Regions from separate parts of the Mus musculus genome. Here region 2 is linked to region 1. A link is a loop called in an ENCODE intact Hi-C map of the cell type or tissue named here. Cell type or tissue: left cerebral cortex. All regions are shown on one strand. Links, peaks and the distances in the headings refer to the core of each region. The heading gives the core; the rest is flanking DNA. Region 1 has its middle 3.3 kb from the start of Gm35632. Region 2 overlaps Grik2 (glutamate receptor, ionotropic, kainate 2 (beta 2)).

What was found. Hi-C counts contacts between places; a loop is a spot of excess contacts. Peaks named below come from ENCODE experiments on the same cell type or tissue, not always from the same donor. Only the 100,000 strongest peaks of a DNase experiment are listed, where the experiment ranks them.
Region 2: a loop joins it to region 1, with 4 times the contacts of the local background. A loop is called at or near these places in 6 of 42 quality-filtered maps.

What each region holds. Positions count from the first base shown.
Region 1 is chr10:50,197,272-50,202,652 of GRCm38, forward strand. No RefSeq gene overlaps it. Among named protein-coding and RNA genes, the nearest start is that of Gm35632, 3.3 kb to the right of the region's middle. In left cerebral cortex, for the core only: a CTCF peak has its summit at 2,820; a DNase peak (open chromatin) is centred at 2,800.
Region 2 is chr10:49,782,179-49,787,559 of GRCm38, forward strand. It overlaps Grik2 (glutamate receptor, ionotropic, kainate 2 (beta 2)), which reads right to left. Exons shown (of 17, transcript NM_001111268.3): 2 at 967-1,367. The coding sequence starts at 1,081. Among named protein-coding and RNA genes, the nearest start is that of Grik2, 3.9 kb to the right of the region's middle. In left cerebral cortex, for the core only: CTCF peaks have their summits at 2,881 and 4,735 (motif pointing left); DNase peaks (open chromatin) are centred at 743, 810, 1,325, 2,862 and 3 more places; H3K4me3 peaks cover 5,000 bases; H3K27ac peaks cover 3,256 bases.

The DNA.
Region 1 (5,381 bases), core at 145-5,144:
CAGGCATTTGGAATTGCACACAAGTGACAAAAAGAAATAAAGACAGCTTGGGGTGCATTCCACGAAGCATCTACAAAGGTGGGGGTGGTGCTAGTGTGGCACAGTAGCAGTGGGTCCTTTCTAGGCTGTTCCTTTGTTGTGACCTTCACTATGTTCCTTGTTGCCTGCATTCCTGTCAGTTTGCTCAATCTCTAGGCCTCTCAACTAACCAGAGAGCTTCCTGATATATTGACAGCACAGCCCTCTTGCTGAAGTTAAGGTGAATCTCCCTCTGACACTTGCAGCAAAGCCCTGAATGATGCCTGGAGAATTCCCTACTGTAAGGGGCTACCAGTGATAACCAGCACGTTATTGTTCTGTGTCCTAAAATAATATTTGACAGGAATATATTAGCTACTCATAGTGTTTATTTGTATGTCAAAAGCCTTCATGGTTTTTAAGCATTGGACAGTTAGATCAGGATAAAAGAAAACATCAAAGATTTTTATCCTGGTCAGGCTATAATATATAATATTTTATAAACACTCAGTAAAAACTAAGAAAATGGATTTTTTTGGTAAATGATAAGATTTCTTCATAAAAAATAAACACTGAGAAAAACATTCCACATGTCCACTTCCACGTAAGTTGGGAAAAACTGTATCTAACCAGTGAAAGATTTTAGGAGCCACCAAAGCATGATTCCTGAGCCCAAGGCTCTGGATTCCAGTTCAGACTGTCTATGGAACAGCAAGGTTGTAAACCATCCTCCCTCGGCCCTATGGCATGTGTGTGCAGCTGGCGTTTGGTTACAGGGGTAATGGGAGAATCAGCTGAAGTCAGTGTGTGAGCACACTAATACAGTAAGGTGTGTGAACGACAGGCCCATCTGCCACTCAGCCCCACATAAGTGGTGTGTGCTGTACCTTTTTATACCTTCTTCCCACCCTCTTTTTCTTAAGCTTTCACATGAAGGTTTATTGGGAAGCTCAGCACAGCTGTTAGTATCCACCCCCACCCCCTCTCCTGGTCCCTTAAGGATTTCTTTAAAGGTAACTATGAGGTCCTGTGCCTCAGGCCCCAGGGGAGTCCATATGTTGTGCTACTGACATTGTCGCTTTCTTTTCTTTGTCACCTCTAATGAGAGTAAAGCAACCCTCACCTCCTCACCTTTGTCCTCTGAATAGCAGTAAGTGTGCTGCAGCGTGAAAAAGGACTTTGGTTGATAGAGTTAGCTGTTAGGGAAATGCTCTTAGGTCCTTTTCTGCCCTTTTAATATCTGGTCCCTTCCTCTTCTACTACCTATTTCCTCTCTATCATAACTAACTGGTTTAAAAAAAAATCCAACTGGAACTTCAAGCCTTGGACTGTTGAAGAAATGATCTCAGAGCTTTCCCCCGGTGACCTTGCCCGATTCATCACCATCTTCCCTCAGCTCACTGCTCCTTCTTTCTAACAGATGGCCTAACTCTTCATTCGGGTCCCTGCTTGCTTTCAGGGAACATTCTGGGCAATCTGTTTAAAAGACGAACCAAATCACTTTACCATTCCTTAAAAACTCACAGTCATTCACCTCTGCACTCAGAAAAAAAGAAAAATCTAAGCCCTGATCCTGTGACACATAAGATTCCTACATGTGTAGATCCAAATCCTCACCTGTCATCACTTCCAGCCTTCTGTCCTCTCCCATGCGAGCTGCCCTGTTCAGCCTTTGTTCCCTTCTGTGAATAAGCCCTCTGAAGTAGGACCTGTGGGTCAAGTTTCTCTCTGTACAAATAGTCTTTGTCCTCCCGTCTACTCTGTTATCTCCTACCAGCCTAGCACAGACCTACATGTACCCAAGAATTCACCATCCTTTCCTTCTGGTTCAGTCTCTACTGCACTATAAGGAGACAAAGTCGTCTCCTATTTATTTTGGCCTCTTTTATCTCACAACAGTCCACAAGGAGAACCAGCTCGCCTTTGTTTAACATGGTGTCCCTAGCACTGTAAGTAGTGCTTGAGACATGTCAGCTATGCAATAAATATTTCTACTGAATAGTTTAGTGAACGTATTCTGTGAAATTTAAATGAAAATTAGCAATATTGCCTATTTCAATCTCCCTTTCTCTGAAAACTCTTCTTGACTGAAGAGGTTTCTGTCGGGAAAAAAGAAACAATAGCTTCCTGGCTATCAGTGACTTCAGGTTCTTATAGTAAAAGGGACTTCAACATTTGCCCCATTACCAGTTGCCCAAATAACTACCAACACTCTCTTTTGCTGGCAGAATCCCTCATCTGTTTTAGATGAAGAAAACATTCATGGTTGTGCCACTAGAACAGACCGTAAAGACACTGCATACATTCTTAGACAATAGCTTACCACACATCAAGGTGATGAACATATCTGTATAATTTCACACCATTTTTCCCACTCCCCGAAACAGAGGGTCAGGAAGCCCTTTATTAACCAAGTTTGAATTTAGGAATGCAATGCCATATTTTTACAGTAGGAAGAAATGGTTCTTTTTTGGTTTTGGTTTTTTGTTTGTTTGTTTGTTTGTTTTTTGCATAGAATTCCAGTTTGAGTTCATGCACAGCCTTTTAATTCCCTAATGCAGAAAGGGAAAAAGGAAAGAAAAAAAAAAAACTAAATAATCAGCTTCTTAGAATATATACATAAGAAGCTCTGTTTAACCCTAAGCTATTTAACACTTCAGTGGTTTTATAAGCACCAGAGTCTCATTAAACCTTATGTGTGTGTCTTTGTGTGGGTAAGGCAAAGAGTGGCCTCAGGGTGATGACTGCCACACTGAACAATCACACTGACTAAGCTTAGGACTGAAATTAGGAGGCAAGCAACAGTGACATCTAGTGTGAGTAAGAAATGCTAAGATGGATAAACTCCAGTTCCTCCCAAAACAAAGGAAAAGCTACTGGAGAGATGAACACAGGTTAGCCTTACAAAAGTGATGCTGGTTGCAGAGGTAAAAGCAGAAGCAGCTACAACTGTCACTCCAGAGAGCCTACTCAAAGGCCTTTGCCTCCAAATGCTCTTTCAATTATACATTATTTCGGACTGTATCATCTTTCTACCTGGTTCTATAACTCATACGCACCCCTGCCTTTTGGACCCTGGAATCATCAAACGCTCCTCCCCTCTGCTTGGAATATTTTAAAGGGCATCTGGATGCCACCTTCCCTTTTAAGGAAAGAATTTGTTTGTATGTTTTCCCTTTGAACCTTCCCTACCTGCCTGCAGCAGGACAGCACACATTATCGAGGGTGTGCTCCACTGCAGACCTCTCAGAGAGTCTTTTCATTTGCCAACCAGACAGGTCACTCTAGCCCCATATTGGCTGAAACCATCTTTCAAAGACTTGCTCAATCACGGTCGTTTGTAGAGGATCACAGTTTCCCTAGGAACCATTATCATCTTCAGCATGTCACTTCAACAGCCTGCACATGGACTAGAGCTGCTTCAACATCTCCAAGGACGCTCTCTCTCCCCCTCAGCCACCCACTCCCATGGTCTTCGTTCCTCCAGGTTGGTTTCAAGTGCCTCTCGCCCAGCTTGTTCCTCCAGCAACAGTGAAATCTTCATTTGTGCTTTGCAGGCTTCTCCCTGGAGAGTTTCTACTTGCACTCACTGACTTCTCTGTGCAGCCCATACTCAAGGCCCACCATTCTCACTGCTTTCTTAATGTGCTCCCTATCCTAACTCCTTCCTCTGACCACTAGTCCTGAGGATAAAACAGCCCATCAACACCTATGGATAAGGAGAAAAATCACTCAACCAACCTGACTTATCCTGTGAAATTTGAAGGCAGGTGTAGATGTCACTACTGTGATTCTCCGCCACTGTTACTTTGTAACTCACCATGAATTCTTTTACACATACTTTCTCCTTACCTGAGTACATTACCCAGAGAATAAGAAAATCAATGATCTGCTTTATATTCTCAGTCTTAAACTCACAAAGCTTTGTTTATCTCAATTCATTTTCCCCTTCCTCTCTCCTACCAAAGTTCAGTTCCTACTTGTGTAGGAAATACCACAACCCTCCCCACCTCACCTTCTCAAGGACTTCAGTCAAATGTCTTCCCTGTTTGCTCAGTCATTTTCTCCTCTCTACTCTATCAGTCCTGTTTTGTGAAAACTCATAATGACATACTGAATCTAAAATGAGATAAATTAATCTATCCCAAAATTTTCTGTTCACGCATGTATAGCCAAATTCTTCAAAGGAAGCCGTCTACTTTTTCATCCCCTTTCCTTCCTCAAGTGACTTCTGTATATTTGTCCCCATTGTCCCAGTATGCATATTTTTATGTTTAACCACACAGAGGCATGAGACCTACCTACCCATCCCTTACTAAGGGGAAGAATCATTTTCTCCACTAAGAGGTGTGCTCTCTCCTTCATTGCTTATTACCTTCCTATACAAGTTAGGTCCCAGTTTTTCCTCTCAGCCCCACGCTCCCAGAAATAAAACTCAGACTCAAAATATATTTACAAAACCTAGGCCATTTAGCTTTGCTCTTCTCTGACTAGATCATAACTTATTATAACCTATTTACTCTGATCTACATTCTGCCTCATGGCTGGTTACCTGTGCTCAGTTCCCATGTGTCACATCTTCCTGGGAGAATCTGCCACATCTGGCACTATCCCAGAACTCTTTCTGCCTCTCACATGGGGTGTTCCACCTTCTGTTCTACCGTTTTGTGTAGGCTGTAAGGTTTTAATTTGCATCCAAACAAAACAAAAGATATTCTCTGTAAACCTTCCTTTTCAGTCTCTCACTCCCTAATACTAGGTCCATTAAAATGTTGAAATTCATCATGCTCAGCCCTGGTCTAGGTTTTTTTTTTTTTGTTTGTTTGTTTTTTTTTTGTTTTTTTTTTTTAATGAAAGTATATACACCTTGACTAGAAATATTTTTGTGAGTGTCTCCCAGAAACTTAGATTTCTTACAACAATCATAACTTACCATATAAACTCCTAAAACAACTACTTATTCCCAACTTTTAACTGTTTTATATGACACTCAATATCAATATGTTCAACCTTTTATCTCTCCTCCTTAGTCTCAATCTCAAGACACAACACCACTGTGTAACCTCAAAATTGTTTTAATTCTTCCTTTCTTTCTGCATCCCTTCCGGTATTCAGTAATTCTTTTTTTTTTTTAAATCCTTAAAATGTATCTTGCATTAGAGGCATTTTTGGCTTTTCCTTCCATATTCATGATCATCATTATCCCACTGGCTTTCTGCAACAGCTCCAGAATCTGTCACTTCCATAGGGACAATGGAACAGGATTTGGCAGGTTTTGAAGTTCATCACCTAATAATGTATAGTAGGCTTTCCCCCAAGTGTGGTTTCCTTTATTATGGAAACAATAGAATGAAAAATCATAA
Region 2 (5,381 bases), core at 325-5,324, 410 kb before region 1:
ACTTCACTTCCTTCAAGCAAACCACAGGACCAGGGAATATACTGGAAACTCACGTTTAGATTTTCCTTCAAGAGAAAAAGAAGCCCATATTCTTGGGAAAGCTATAAATCCTTCTCATATGTGACTATCTGGGGTCTTTTATCCATGTCAGAGTGAAACAAAGATGCACTTAGACCCACACACTCAACACCCCTCCTCCTCCTGCCTCCAGTTACTAGGTTCCTTATTTATTAGGTCCGGACTCTGTGCGGGGGCGGGGCGGGGGGGGGGCGGAGAGCTGTGAAAGAACTCAGCAAGTTAAAAAACAAAACAAACAAGAAACCTGTCATGATTGCACTATTTCGCTGCGCGCTGAGTGACACCTTCCCGTTACTAATAAAGCCTGAAATTATACAACAATATTTCTTAAAGCTCTGCATATCAGAAAGACCATCGAGGAGGGGGGAAAATAGATTAAACTGACCAATAAGCTTCTCTTACAAAAGAAAGCAAAAGGACTGGTGCCTTCGGTTTCCAAGTGAGGACCTGGGCAGGTCCCGGCAGAAGCGGACACATGCAACTCAGGGAAGAGTTACCAGACATTAACTCTTCGGTAGCACAAGCTGCAGATTTGCCAGCCCTAGAGCTCCTTTTGGTTCAGACCGCGGCACCCAGACAGCTGGAGGTTCCCAGGGAGACCAAAGCAGCCTAGGCTGGTCGGGCCCCCCATCACTGCTATACCCGTGGCGGTCTACAGTGAGGTGATGCTTCCGGCTAGTAGTACCACGCACTGGCACCTCCTTCGCCCTCCCGGGACCCAAAATAAAATGAAGATAGAGAGGATAAATGAAAGCAGGGGGCGGTCTTTAAAACCCGGGAGGGAGCGGGTCTGGAAGTGGAAAGCCCACGCCAGGCAGAGCGACCGCCTGTTTACATCCGGCGCCTTGGAGCCTACACCAGGCGACTGTGAGATGCGGGGAATCTTACCGAATCTTAACACATGTGTGGTTCCTTGCGAATATCCGATCCACAACAAGCAGAGCAGGACTTTAATGGAGCGACTGAAGACTAGATTACTTAAAACTGGGGAAATAATCTTCATGATGTTTCCGTGCCTGCGCGCGCGGCACCCACTTCCCCGATCTAGCGTTAGGCTCCGGGCTTGGACGAGAAGAAGGATGCGTGGAATAGTGGCCGCAAACACAATCACGGCATGGTCACAGAAAGAGGAAGGAGTCTCCGCTTCCCAAACCCATTAGCAGTCTCTGCATGTTCTTCACTCACTGCGCCAAGGAGCAAGCTTCCACTGCAAGGGATGGTGGGACATCCATGTTAGTCTGGGAGCATCCGGGAAAAATCCAGCAAGCACAATGTCCAGCCGCGCGAGCCTGGGAGAGCACAAGAAGAGGAAAATCAAAAGGAAGTCCAGCCCTGCAAGGACTAGGTATCGAAAGCCAGCCACAGTCCCAACACAAAGGGAGCTTTGCTAGCAAGGGTTTCACCAGGCCCGTATTCCACTGCACTGCTGCACAGCTTCTGACGTTAGGCCAAGATAAAGTGAGAAAAATTGAGATAGCTGTTTCCTGCCACTGAGCTTCCCAATATATATTATGCAACCGTTCTGATAGCCCGCCTTGAGTAGCAAAGAGGGAAGATTTATTACATGATTCGGTGAAAATTGCTTTGATTTTTAGTAAGACCCTACAGAGTGCCTGGTGTATGCAAACAGACTTCCTACAATCAGCAGATTAATTTTAATAATTGACTAGCTAAGTCAAAGTCACTTTGCCTAGGAGTTGTAGTTCACAAAAGAAAATGCTCTAAAACAGAGGACTGTGCTGTCAGTCTAACTTGCTGTTAAGCTGCAGAAGAGTTGCACTTTTAAATGTTGAGTAGAAAAGAATAAATACACAGTGCGATGCAATTGGAGAGAGAGCTGAATGTGGTCTTTAAAATTTGAGTGGAACATTTCTTGATTAGTGAAGAAAAATTTCTCCTGGTGGATTTTTAGGGGGGCAATGAGGGAATATCTCACCTAAGACAATCTTATACTAAGCAATGGTGTTTTAGCTGCAGTAGCATATTCCAAGGCTTTGAGCTCACATTTTCTCCTTTTTAAAGTTTTTTTTCCTTAAAAATGCAGTATTAGATCAAAATTTTGTCTAGAAAAATTCTCATCATTGGCTAGTTTTCTGATGAAAAATTTTAAATTTACTTCCTCTCTTGACTCACAAGTAGCAATATATACAATAGAAAATTATAGAAATGCACATTTCTTTTAATATGAATTTTTTGAATAGGCAATATACTGCCCAAGGATTACGGTTATCCCCAAGTCCACTACTGCCATTTACAATAGTAGGAAGAGATAATGAGGAAAGGGGTAACTACATCACTGATGACAGTATAACCTTATTAAGAAGTGCAAAGGGCAAACTGTTGAACTTGTATTTTACTATTAATATCTGTTCATTATTAACAAATAGAGCATAAGTTAGATCTTATAAAATTTTACAAGTTCATCATATTGAAGACTATCTAATTTTAAAAGAGTGGTATGAATACTATTTAAGTTCTTATATTACTATGGTTATATTTTCTCTACATAGTAAGAAGACACCGCAATGTATTCATTTCATCATAGCAAGGTTTTTACTGTATATATTTACTTAACACATTATCAGAAAATGCTGATTGAAAATGTATACACCTTCAAATGCACTAACAGACATTGATTTTTCTAAAAGATGGAGGCATAACTGCAATGTCAAAAATAAGTATCATGAAAAGCTAGTTCTGCAGTCCAGCAAGCAATCCCATCAAACAATTCCACTATTTGAGCACTTTAAAAGGAACACCTAGTGCTGAAACCAAGGGTATCTAGCGACTCCTTCAGTCCATGTTTGAAACATCACTTATAAAACATGTTGAAGCCAAACATATCCTGTCTTGTATTTGCTGTCTCATTTTTCCCATTCTATTTGTTCATTTTACTTCTTCACTCTAGTAGAGATAATAACGACAGCCAGGGGAAAATACATATTCTTGGTTGCTTTCATTTCCTGCTATAATTGATATCTACTATCTGAAAAGAGCATGTTCTGTTGTAATCAAATTTCTGCAATTTTTGCAGTGTAGCTAGCATTTCATGGAGCCACAGTAAGCACACCACAATTTCTTCTTCATGAATTTTTTTAACATGAAAGTATTTGCCATAGCAGTTCTCATCAGCCTACTTACAACTAGCACTGCCAGGTACTTATGTGGCATCATTGTTGGTTATCTAGTAGGAAAGTAAAAGAAAAGCCCAGGGTTCATGAAATTCATGCAAAATAAACTTTACAAAGATCTAATATAAAATTTCCCTTAGTACTAAGTTATCTCCAAAGAACCAACATTACACATCTCTTAAATTGGGTTCATTTATAGTCATTAACTAAGTTCAAAAGCTTTAACTTAACAGATACCAACTCCACCTGTCCAATGGAACGCCTGTGATACCAGGGACTAACCTTTCTTCAGGACCTTGGACAGCACTTCAGACAAATTTATTCTCAGTTATTGAAAATAATAAAATGAATGGATAGCATGCCATTTGAAGTGACAGTGTGCATATTTCTATTACAGAGTCAAGTACTTTGAATCGTTGCAGAACACACAGTCAAGAGATCAGCTTTGTGAAATGTGTTTTGTGTGTCTTTCAATGTGAGTCATGTGTTGTTTAACACATCTGAGACATACTAACAGTGATCTCTTTGCAGTCAGTACTACTACAAAAGCCACTGACATTCACTTGAGACCCTTCAGGGTGACTAAAGGATTCATTTTCACTTACAAAAAAAATCAGCATGAAAAAATTTTAAGATGCTAAAGCATGTTGTCAATATTCAGTGGCTTAAAACATTTCTTAAATGTACTATTAGTTATCACTTTTAATCACCCGCCTCCAGATTTCCATCTGTTAAGAGGGAAAACAAATTAATAGTCCTTTCTATTAAGCTTCACTCTTCAGATCAATAGCATCAACTCAGTAAATTTACCTTTCAAACACACACACACACACACACACACAATGATCTAGCATTATAGAAGATGCTACTATACTATAACTACTATATGGATATTTTGAAGTTATTGGAAGTATCTCCTCAATACTGGCACTATCATCATAGTTCTGAGGATTAATAGTTCTTAATCTATATTTTACTGATCACATTTAATTATCTTAAAATTGTATCAGTTCTATCTTTGCTTACTTTTTAATAGAAAATTTAAAAAAAAAAACTTGATTTAGGTTTTCAGTGATCATTAAAATGTATGCTTTGTCCTATGCCTTCATTTGCTTTGCAGTTATTTCAACCACATGGCAATCCTTATTGCTAAGAGCTAAAGCTCTGAGGGTCCCAAGGTCAAAGCAGAGATGAAAAACGGCAAACACACATGTGTGCTCACACAGAGAAAAGCTATGTCTAGAATAAAGCCTTAAAGTATCAGGGAAGGCTAATACGAAGAACTATCAAGCTTACAATGAAAATAAAGAAGGGAAATGTATATTGTGTCCATGCAAAGCTTGTTCCTACAACAACATCAACAGTGAGAAGGACGAAAGACATTAGCTCCATCTTTCACTGCACTTCTGTATTACCTGACACTAATGACCTCTTCTTCTTGGGCACTATTACTTTAGAAGCAATTTTAGTTTCCTAGTCTCCGGGTGAAAATGAATCTTATTCTAGTTAGCTGCCACCTGCTGGGGCATGAACAAATGTGTAATAATCCTTATAGCAGAACATTTAAAAGACAATTCCTATACTTTGGCTAGAGACAGCAAATGTGTATTCTATAATAATCTAAATTTTAAAACCATCTCAATGGTTCTTCCACAGAAAATATTCAGTGCATTTAGATTTTCTCACACAAGTGAGAGGCTTCTGCTGACCCTCTCACTGTTGTTCTGCTGTTATGGGACATTTAAGAAACCTCACTGTATAGTAACACCTAAGGTGTTATTCCATGCAAGTGGCCTATTGTGTTGAAGCTTAGCTAAAAAAACAGCCTACTCAATCATGACATTAAAGGGGAAACAGAATGAAGTCCAAGACAGAGATCAGTTGAAACCACACTGTTGCATACGCATCCATGATTTCTGTTATTCCTTGGGATTCTAAACACATTACCAACTGTGGTATTAACATTCTGCTACGTTGGTGGCTAATGATATTTTTAATTTTAATTACTATTTAGATGCTAAAAATGTATCTTAATTAAGAAATTGAACCAAAGAGATTTGTGTCGGTAAAGCTCCTTTTAAAAAATTCAGCATGTGCAATCTTCAGTGGATTTAAATTTAAAAAAAAATAGATGTTTTACTATTTAGTCATTTTCTGTCTTTTCTTCCCCTG